Linked DNA regions of Homo sapiens: region 2 is linked to region 1. Evidence: read pairs that join two places in POLR2A ChIA-PET (ENCODE). Cell type or tissue: HepG2. All regions are shown on one strand. Links, peaks and the distances in the headings refer to the core of each region. The heading gives the core; the rest is flanking DNA. Region 1 has its middle 130 kb from the start of ACO1. Region 2 has its middle 440 kb from the start of LINC01243.

Region 1 (4,400 bases), core at 302-4,301:
TGCTTTTGTTCAAAACAATCATGTCATAATTTATATGCTGTAATATCCATATCTTAATACTAGATCTCCTGGATAAACTGGTTTTCTCTACTACTTTGATAATTTTATTTTATTCAAAACTTGTTTCTGGATGCAGGAAGTATAGAAAGCTGATATTCTGGTATTATGGGTAAAACTGATGAAGTCAAAATTTTCCCCTTGGTGAAATGACTCTCAGATAATAAACAATGATCTTTCCCTCAGACCACTAGTGCATAGCCACACACATTGTGAGTAATTCCCTAACACAGTAAATTAACAAATGTAACTCAAATGAACTTAACTTGTTAAGAGTGTAGAGTTAATGAGCCTGAAACATCTGAGATTAGTTTAGGAGAGTGAGCTTGGGCAGGATTCAAAGCAACACACTGCATTCCAAATACTAGGAAATCTAGGCCATTGTCACAAGAAAGAGTGGAGCAGGAAAGTCAGCGAGTATGTCAGTATCCACCCATCATCCTTCAAAAAAAGGCAACTAAAAATGGGTAGGTAGAGTTTAAAAGTTATCATAGCTAGATACCTTATGGAAATGAGTGAAGCATTTCTAAGTGTATTGAGCTTGGAAGATACATATAGACATACTTGTAAATTTTGTATTTGTATTTATATTATAGTCTTTATATTAGACTATATATTGAGTCTTTGGTACTCTTATTTTTCATAATTCAGTTTGGAAGTGCATTAAATTTACCTTTGTCCTATCTATTTTTAAAATGCTTACAAAGGAAAATAAAGATAAAAATATAATTATAAGGAAAATTTTATCCTTCTTATATCTTTAAGAATGAACTTTTACATCTTTGTTACCCAGGCTGGTCTCGAAAACTTGGGCCCAAAAAATCCTCCTGCCTCTGCCTCCCAAAGTGCTGGGATTAGAGACGTGAGCCACCACATTTGGCCTGAAAGATTTCAAAGCAAACAATAAAGACCAAAAAAAAAAAAAAAAAAAACAAAAACAAAAATCCTAGTAGAAAACAAAGGAAAATATTTTTTGCAATTTTGAGATGAAAACATTTGTGCAAACAACACAACAAAGCTAGGAATCATCACAGAAATAACTACCAGATTCAAATTTATAAAGCATAAAATATTCTACATAGAAAAAAGTTTCCGTAAGCAAACTGAAGAAGACTAATGAAGTTATTTTAAAAAATATTTGAAATATGTATGACAAGGTAGCAATGTACTTAAGATATTTTTTAAAAACCTATAGAAATTAATGAAGAAAAGAGGACTCCCCAACTGGGAAATGAATAGGTAGAGGTCATGAACAGGCTACTCATAAAACAAGTAACTTAGGATGAGAATCTGGTAAAGGTCTGGAGGATGAGAAATTGGATACAAGAATAAGAAAATGATATGGAAAATGTGGAGAATGGACTTAATATGGAGGAAAGGAAAGGAATTGGGAGAAAAGTCTGGCATAATTAAACTGGAGGCAACCTAGACAGCCTTTAGGGTCTTGGCATGAAATAGACCTGGGTCTGAGTCTTTTCTCTGATGATGACAGTCACATAGCCTTGGCAAGTTGCTGGCTCACATGATTCTTAGTTTCATCATTTGTAATTTTTTTTTTTTTTTTTTTTTTTTTTTTGAGAGGGAGTCTCGCTCTGTCGCCCAGGCTGGAGTGCAGTGGTGAGATCGCGGCTCACTGCAAGCTCCGCCTCCCAGGTGCACACCATTCTCCTGCCTCAGCCTCCCGAGTAGCTGGGACTACAGGCGCCGCCACCACACCTGGCTAATTTTTTGGATTTTTTTTTTTTTTTTTTTTTTTAGTAGAGACGGGGTTTCACCGTGTTAGCCAGGATGGTCTCCATCTCCTGACCTCGTGATCCACCCGCCTCGGCCTCCCAAAGTGCTGGGATTACAGGCGTGAGCCACTGCACCCGGCCTCATCATTGTAATTTAAAGTACAGTTGTGAGGACTGAGCAAAACAATTTATTTGACTCAGTCAACTCTGTCTCACCTATGCATAGCCTGGTGGTTTAGTAAGACTGATTTATGCAACTCTGCCTCCTGCTATGCAGGGACCATCCAGTCCTGGAAGAGCAGACCAGGCCTCTCTGTTCATCTTCATGCCCCGTCGATAAACAATCCTTCCAAGGTAAAAAGCAAAGTGGACATGAGGTTTTCAGATCTGTCTAAGCTGTCTGCTCCAGAAGACAGCTTTGTTGACTAGTTCGTGAAGCAAATGTAGTCAGTTCAACAACCACTTTTTTCCAGGAAAAAAAGCAGGATGGATTTTTTTAGGGCATACAGGATAGATTATAAGCGCATTTGGTCTCTGTTATTTTATGTAGTTTTCTTTTGCAGGGTGGGGGGTTAGCATTTGATTCTTTTTTTTTTTTAATTTGGTCACCTTTTATGTAATTTATCTGCTTTTACTAAGGAGAATAGTCCCTTCTGCTGCAATTGTATTCAGAAATCCCCTTCATTATTCCAGAGATGGAAAGAAGATCATGACAGTAAGAAAGTAAATAAATGCTAAATACATTCATAAAGAAAAATGAAATGTTTCCTAGGAACGAGAGGGGAAAATATAGAAAGAGAAAAAGAAAGGGATGGAGAGGAGGAGAGGATAGCAACCAGTGGTTGCACACAAAAGTTTTTCCGTCAAAGACTGCCACCTGGTGGAATTGTAACTGTGCCTGTTCCTTTGGCCTCAGCTAGTTCTGGAAGGAGTCCAGAGTAATCAGACGCAACTGACCTGCGAGCCTTCAAAGCTAAATAAAAAGCGGATGAATAAATGTCGGTGCATCAGTAGATTCTAAATCTTGACAACACAGAAGGCTTATTTAATTTGATCCCTGTGCATCAGAGGCTTTAAACTGTCATTAGTCAGGCATGCTGCCACTCTCTTTTTGAAGGCTAGTGCTGTTTATTGGGCATAAACCAGCTATATTTCATGTGAGCAAGTGAAAGGAAACAAAATCTCTTGTGCTAAAATAAAGAATAAATATAAATGCTATTGTCTTATCCTGCATAAGCCTTCATGGACTTCTTTTCAAGGCATTTAAATAGTTTTCTTAAGAAAAAGTATATATTTGAAATTTTGACCAAATGAAATAACCACTGACACTTTTTTAAATGTCCCAAAGTGGTTTAAATTAGACAAGATTTTTAAGAGATTAATTCTACCCAGTAAGAAGATAATAATATTGATGGACAGGAATATATGTTCACATTTAATGTTTTCTCTCTATTCTACCAAACATGACAATGAAATTATACATATAAGGAATTTAGCCTTAACTCCATGCCTGCACACTACATTTCTGACTTCAACAAGGATTACTACACTGTATGTCAAAAACATATTTAAATGTCAAAGGCAACTTTGTATTTCTAAGCCTTTGTATTGCCTTCTTATCTGGTAGAGAAAAAGGCAAATAAGATTGGCTTATTTTTTACTTCTGCCCAGAAAAAAAAAAAAATCTTAGAGCTTCCATATTCTCTTTAATTACATTTTCTACCTCTAGGCTCCAAATTTCAATTTTCATTTACAGATTTCTAAGGTTTGCCTAATTTTTAAAGAACAGCTCTCTTTATTCCCATCCTGTGAGTTGAATACTCTGGACTTAGCTGTTTTCATGCCCAGATTTAATGACTGTTCAGCTTTGTGCAAAAAAAAGAACAGGTAAACAGATCCAAGGGGATGCTTTCTCTACTAAACTTATGTCAGTGAAAAGTTAATTGATTAAATTAAAACATTTGACATACTCAAATAAAAAACAGAAGTTAACAGTAAGATTTTCATTTGGGTACCCAACTTAAAAGCTTGACAAGAAACAAGAAATAGGTCCAGTGTGCATACAATACTTATCATTCATTTAGATGAGTCACTTAATATGTTACCAAAAAAAGCAAATTTATTGAGCATACAGACAATAAAGAAATAGTCTGCAAAGCAGAAGAACCAAGGAAGTAAAATTTCATGGTATCCAAGGTACAGAGTTTAAAAAAAAGAAGTACATGCAACTCATAAGTTAAGTAAAATAGACCTGAAAAATGTCCATTAGATATGACAATGAAAGAGCTATTGGATCGAGGGAAAGCAATCTCAATAGAATGATGAAGGCATCCTCTGCCAGGATGCAGTGGATTGAGGAGAAAGCTGGAGGCCGGGCGCGGTGGCTCACGCCTGTAATCCCAGCACTTTGGGAGGCCAAGGTGGGCGGATCACAAGGTCAGGAGATCAAGACCATCCTGGCTAACACAGTGAAACCCCATCTCTACTAAAAATACCAAAAAAAATTAGCCGGGCATGGTGGCGGGCGCCTGTAATCCCAGCTACTCGGGAGGCTGAGGCAGGAGAATGCCGTGAACCCAGGAGGTGGAGCTTGCAGTGAGCCGAGATGGC
Region 2 (4,400 bases), core at 127-4,126, 430 kb before region 1:
CCACTTGTCCTAAATTCAGTTAGGTATTAAGTAATTAGCTTTTGCTTCTACCAGAACTTTCTTTATTTGCTTTCTCAATTTCTTTCTCATTCTTGCCTCCGCAATTGAAGTATACTTTCCCCTCTTCCTAGACTAATGAAATAACTTTCTATTTAGGCATCATACTCCTATTCTTTATTCTAAACTAGATTTAACATTGCTATTAGAATTACCACTTTACAATAAAGCTTAACATCACATCTGTTTCTTATTCAGGGGCTCTCAGGGGCTCCTAATAGCTGCAGAATGTAATGCAACCTCATCATCTTGAATTTAACATCCAAATTTGAATATGTACCTACCAGTTTCGAGAAGCTGCTCCCCCATATATCCATACTCTTTGCTCTTGCACAGTTTCCTCAATTTCAAATGCTATTTCCTCTTTCCCAACCAGAGCCTCATGCTACTTGTGAAAATCCTATCTATCTTTTTAGGTTTATATCAAATGCCATATTATGTTTGAAATTTTTCCCGTTTCCATCTGATTATGAATTTTCCTTCCTGATGATTCTTATAATTATCCTTTACATTCTTTATTTGTACTTTACTTATCACATTTGATCTATAGTCATGTATATGCTTTACTTATTTTACTTCAACTGGTTAAGTGGGCCACTTGAAAACAAGAGTATGAGTCTTATTTATCTTCATGAATCGTTCTGTAAGATGACTGCATCTTTCATAAAGTTTTTGTGCTAGTGACATTTCTGAAATAAACTGAAGAGCTTCAGGAATTCATTAGAGATTTGCATGGCAAGAGACTGCATATGCTTGGTATACCTACTCTAAACTTTTATAAAGATGGATAAAATCACAAACAATAGCAGTGGCCCTGTATATTAAATACATGGAAAATCTGCCCAAATCTGAGCAGAATTTCTAACTACTACTTTATGAATGAGGAAATAATGAGGAACACCTTCTTAAACTCTGCACTCCGTGATGCTCTAAAGCAAGTCAGAATTTACTAAAGAAGGTGAAGAAACACTGACTCACCCCTACCCAGTTTCAGGATTCACAACTTTCATGCGTCATAAAAGGGGTTATAACCTCCAACACACAAAACCATCTTGTCTACCAAACTAATTCTGCAAATTGTCTTTTCTGGGATCTGTAAACTCTTGGTCCCTTTGATACTTTCTCTCTCTTCACTTTCACTCAGGGATGCCCAACCTAAAAATGGCAGAAAGTATGGGACAGCTCAGAGCATGTGCCATCATGAGATGCTTAACTACTTAGGAAAAACCATTGTGATATTATTTTTTTCTGTCAAATTAGCAAATATTTTAAAGCCAGCATTCGATATTAATGTAGGTTTAGCAAAGTGGGCATCTAATGTACTATAAGTGGAATGTAAACTGGTATGACATTCCTGGAAAGAAATTTGTAATGTGAATCAAGAGATTTTTTTAAATACACATACTCTTTCACCTAGTAACTTGCCTTCTGTGGAATAGTCAAATATACGAATGAAGATTTAAGGCTCCTCTCTATAAGACAGTATAATAAGGAGAAGATAAAGGACAGAATCTTGTAAACTGTGCAGTCTGAGAATACATGAGAAAGACAAGGATTTAGGGAGAGGGTCTGATAGAGGACTTCAGATAACAGGACGCATGGGAAGTCAATGGAAAAGAAAGTTTTAAGAAATCATGGTGGTCAAATGTTAAATACTACACGACGGCCAAATAAGCTGAAGACTCCGTTCAGGCTATTAAATTTAGTTATTAAATAAAATAAATTTATTTTGAAGTAAAATAATAACATACATTTTGTTGTAAAGAGATTGTAAGTTTGGAGGGCAGTTTCACTGAGGGCACAATTGGATAGCAAGAGGCTATAGAGTAAGTGAGTGTGTGGTAAAGAGTAACGGTTATGAGTTGTAAATCGCACTTCCAAATACTTGACAGTGAAGAATTCTGCCAGTAACCATTTAAGGAGAACGTACTCTGGGGATGGCAGTGAGGGGCAGTGAGGAAACAAAAATGAATGCGACTCAGCTCTTTCCCCCAAGTGGTTTGCAGTCTGCTAAATCTCTTGGAGGCTGGCTTTAGTGGGGGCAGTGAATTGCTCAGTAGCCTCCTTTGTATCAATGGTTAAGGTTCTCCATTTTCTTCCCAATATGGAATACACATAAATTTATCTTCCTGGATTACTTATTCTCTAGAAGTCTACTAATTCATTGCTGTTTCTACCTGCAGAATTTATAGCCAAGCTGTTTTACTAACTGCTCTTGCTTGTGCAAAGCAAAAAAAAGCAAACAAAAAACTAGTTTGATTTTCTGGACATCCTGAGTTGCTATGGCACCTTGAATTAACAAACAAAGACTATTCACCTTTTTTTCAGTTAAAAAAAATAGTCAATTCATCTCTCAGACCTGAGTGGTGAAACGTGAATTTAGTGACCCTGTCAACTCATAAGCGTGTGACTTCATGTGACAATCTGGCATGAGGCATGAGGCTTATTTGCTTTTCCAAGAGACAACAATGATTTCACAAGAGGCCAGTCACACTCTCTATCTAGTGTTTCTCTGATCATGGTTTGCACTTAAGAGGTGATAGGTGTGGATGGTCAAAGTTTTAAAACCAAAATATTGCTTCATTTCACACATAGGAGAAATGGGAATAGGCATTATCACTGCTGACAGAAGCAGTCTTTGGTGAAAGGGACTGTGGAGGGTATTTATCTGAGAGAAGTAAAAGTCATCCAAGGTTAAAGAAAGCTCCCTGATTTCCCAAGGCTTACACTCTAAGAAGGAAAGGCCTGCAAGGCTAATTGTAATCCGTTTACAACAATTATGGGAAAGAATGACACAACATAATTTGGAATCTTTGAACCATGTTGCTTGTGCTTCACTGTTGCTTTTCAGTGCTGTTGGGAGTGATTTCGTTTGCCTGAGCCATTCTGTCTGCCGTTTCTTTGAAACTAGCCCTTGTACTCATTCTATTCCTTTTATACTTTTTTTTTTATTACTGTGAGAGAATAGTAATAGGTTTTATATAAAGGCTGATGGGTCTACTTAATTGCTGATTGTACTATTCCCCTTATTTCACATCTACAGAGCTTGGCAAGCAAACAGATGTCATTATCAGAGCTATTTCTTTGTTATTCAAGGTCTATTGTTGCCATCATTCTAAAAGTAATATTCAAGAGCAGAGCCTTGGGTTCTTCTAATTACTGAAGTCAACACAGTTTTCAACTTTTTCAAATTACTTTTGGACTCATTCTTCCTATTACTTTCTCTCTTTTCCTTCCTTCTTCTATCCCTTTTACCACCTCTCACTCTCACACACGCTTATTAAGCCCTGGGCAGCATGCCAAATGCTGGAGAAACAGAGATAAGAAAGCTTTGTTATGGCCAGGCGCAGTGGCTCACGCCTGTAATCCCAGCACTTTGGGAGGCCGAGGTAGGCGGATCACAAGGTCAAGAGATCGAGACCATTCTGGCCAACATGGTGAAACCCCATTTCTACTAAAAATACAAAAATTAGCCAGACGTAGTGGTGTACACCTGTAGTCTCAGCTACTCGGGAGGCTGAGACAGGAGAATTGCTTGAACCTGGGAGGCAAAGGTTGCAGTGAGCCGAGATTGCACCACTGCACTCCAGGCTGGGCAAGAAGAGTGAAACTCTGTCTCAAAAAAAAAAAAAAAAAATCTTTGTTACTAAGCCTGAGGGGGATTGGAATCCCTGGGGAAGAAGTCATTACACTTGTGATTTCTTGTTCAAATTTGGGTGTTTTCAAGAGGCTAAGTACTGTGGGTATGTGGAATTGAGGTGGATAAACAGGTCTGTAAATAAATGGAAGCCTTCATTAGAGAAATGATATTTAAAATGATACCTGAATGATACATGGGTCATATTTATAAGTGATTATAGTAAGAACAGATGCTGTTCTCACGACTACATTTCGAAGTCTCTTGCTGCCTCTATTTCTCTCCTTAAAAAAAGCCTCTGGCTGGGCACGGTGGCTCAGGCCTATAATCCCGGCACTTTGAGAGGCCAAGACAGGCAGATTACCTGAGGTCAGGAGTTCGAGACCAGCCTGGCCAAAATGGGGAAACCCCATCTCTATTAAAAATACAAAAAGTAGCCAAGCATGGTGGTGGGCATCTGTAATCCCAGCTACTCTGGAGGCTGAGGCAGGAGAATCTTTAGAACCCGGAAGGCGGATATTGCAGTGAGCCAAGATCGCACCACTGCACTCCAGCCTGGACGACAGAGCAAGACTTCCATTAAAAAAAAAAAAAAAAAAAAAAGCCTCTGCATAGCAAAGGAGACAAGCAACAAATTGAAGAAACAACCCACAGAATGGGATAAAATACTTGCAAACTACCCATCTGATGAAGGATTAATAACCAG

What was found. ChIA-PET counts read pairs that join two places held together with the same protein. Peaks named below come from ENCODE experiments on the same cell type or tissue, not always from the same donor. Only the 100,000 strongest peaks of a DNase experiment are listed, where the experiment ranks them.
Region 2: POLR2A ChIA-PET joins it to region 1 with 7 read pairs; 1 of 35 experiments calls an interaction of 5 or more read pairs at or near these places.

Annotation. Positions count from the first base shown.
Region 1 is chr9:32,248,967-32,253,366 of GRCh38, forward strand. No RefSeq gene overlaps it. Among named protein-coding and RNA genes, the nearest start is that of ACO1, 130 kb to the right of the region's middle. In HepG2, for the core only: a CTCF peak has its summit at 2,672 (motif pointing left); a DNase peak (open chromatin) is centred at 2,705.
Region 2 is chr9:31,822,543-31,826,942 of GRCh38, forward strand. No RefSeq gene overlaps it. Among named protein-coding and RNA genes, the nearest start is that of LINC01243, 440 kb to the left of the region's middle. In HepG2, for the core only: no CTCF peak of the experiment used is centred there; a DNase peak (open chromatin) is centred at 2,489; H3K27me3 peaks cover 624 bases.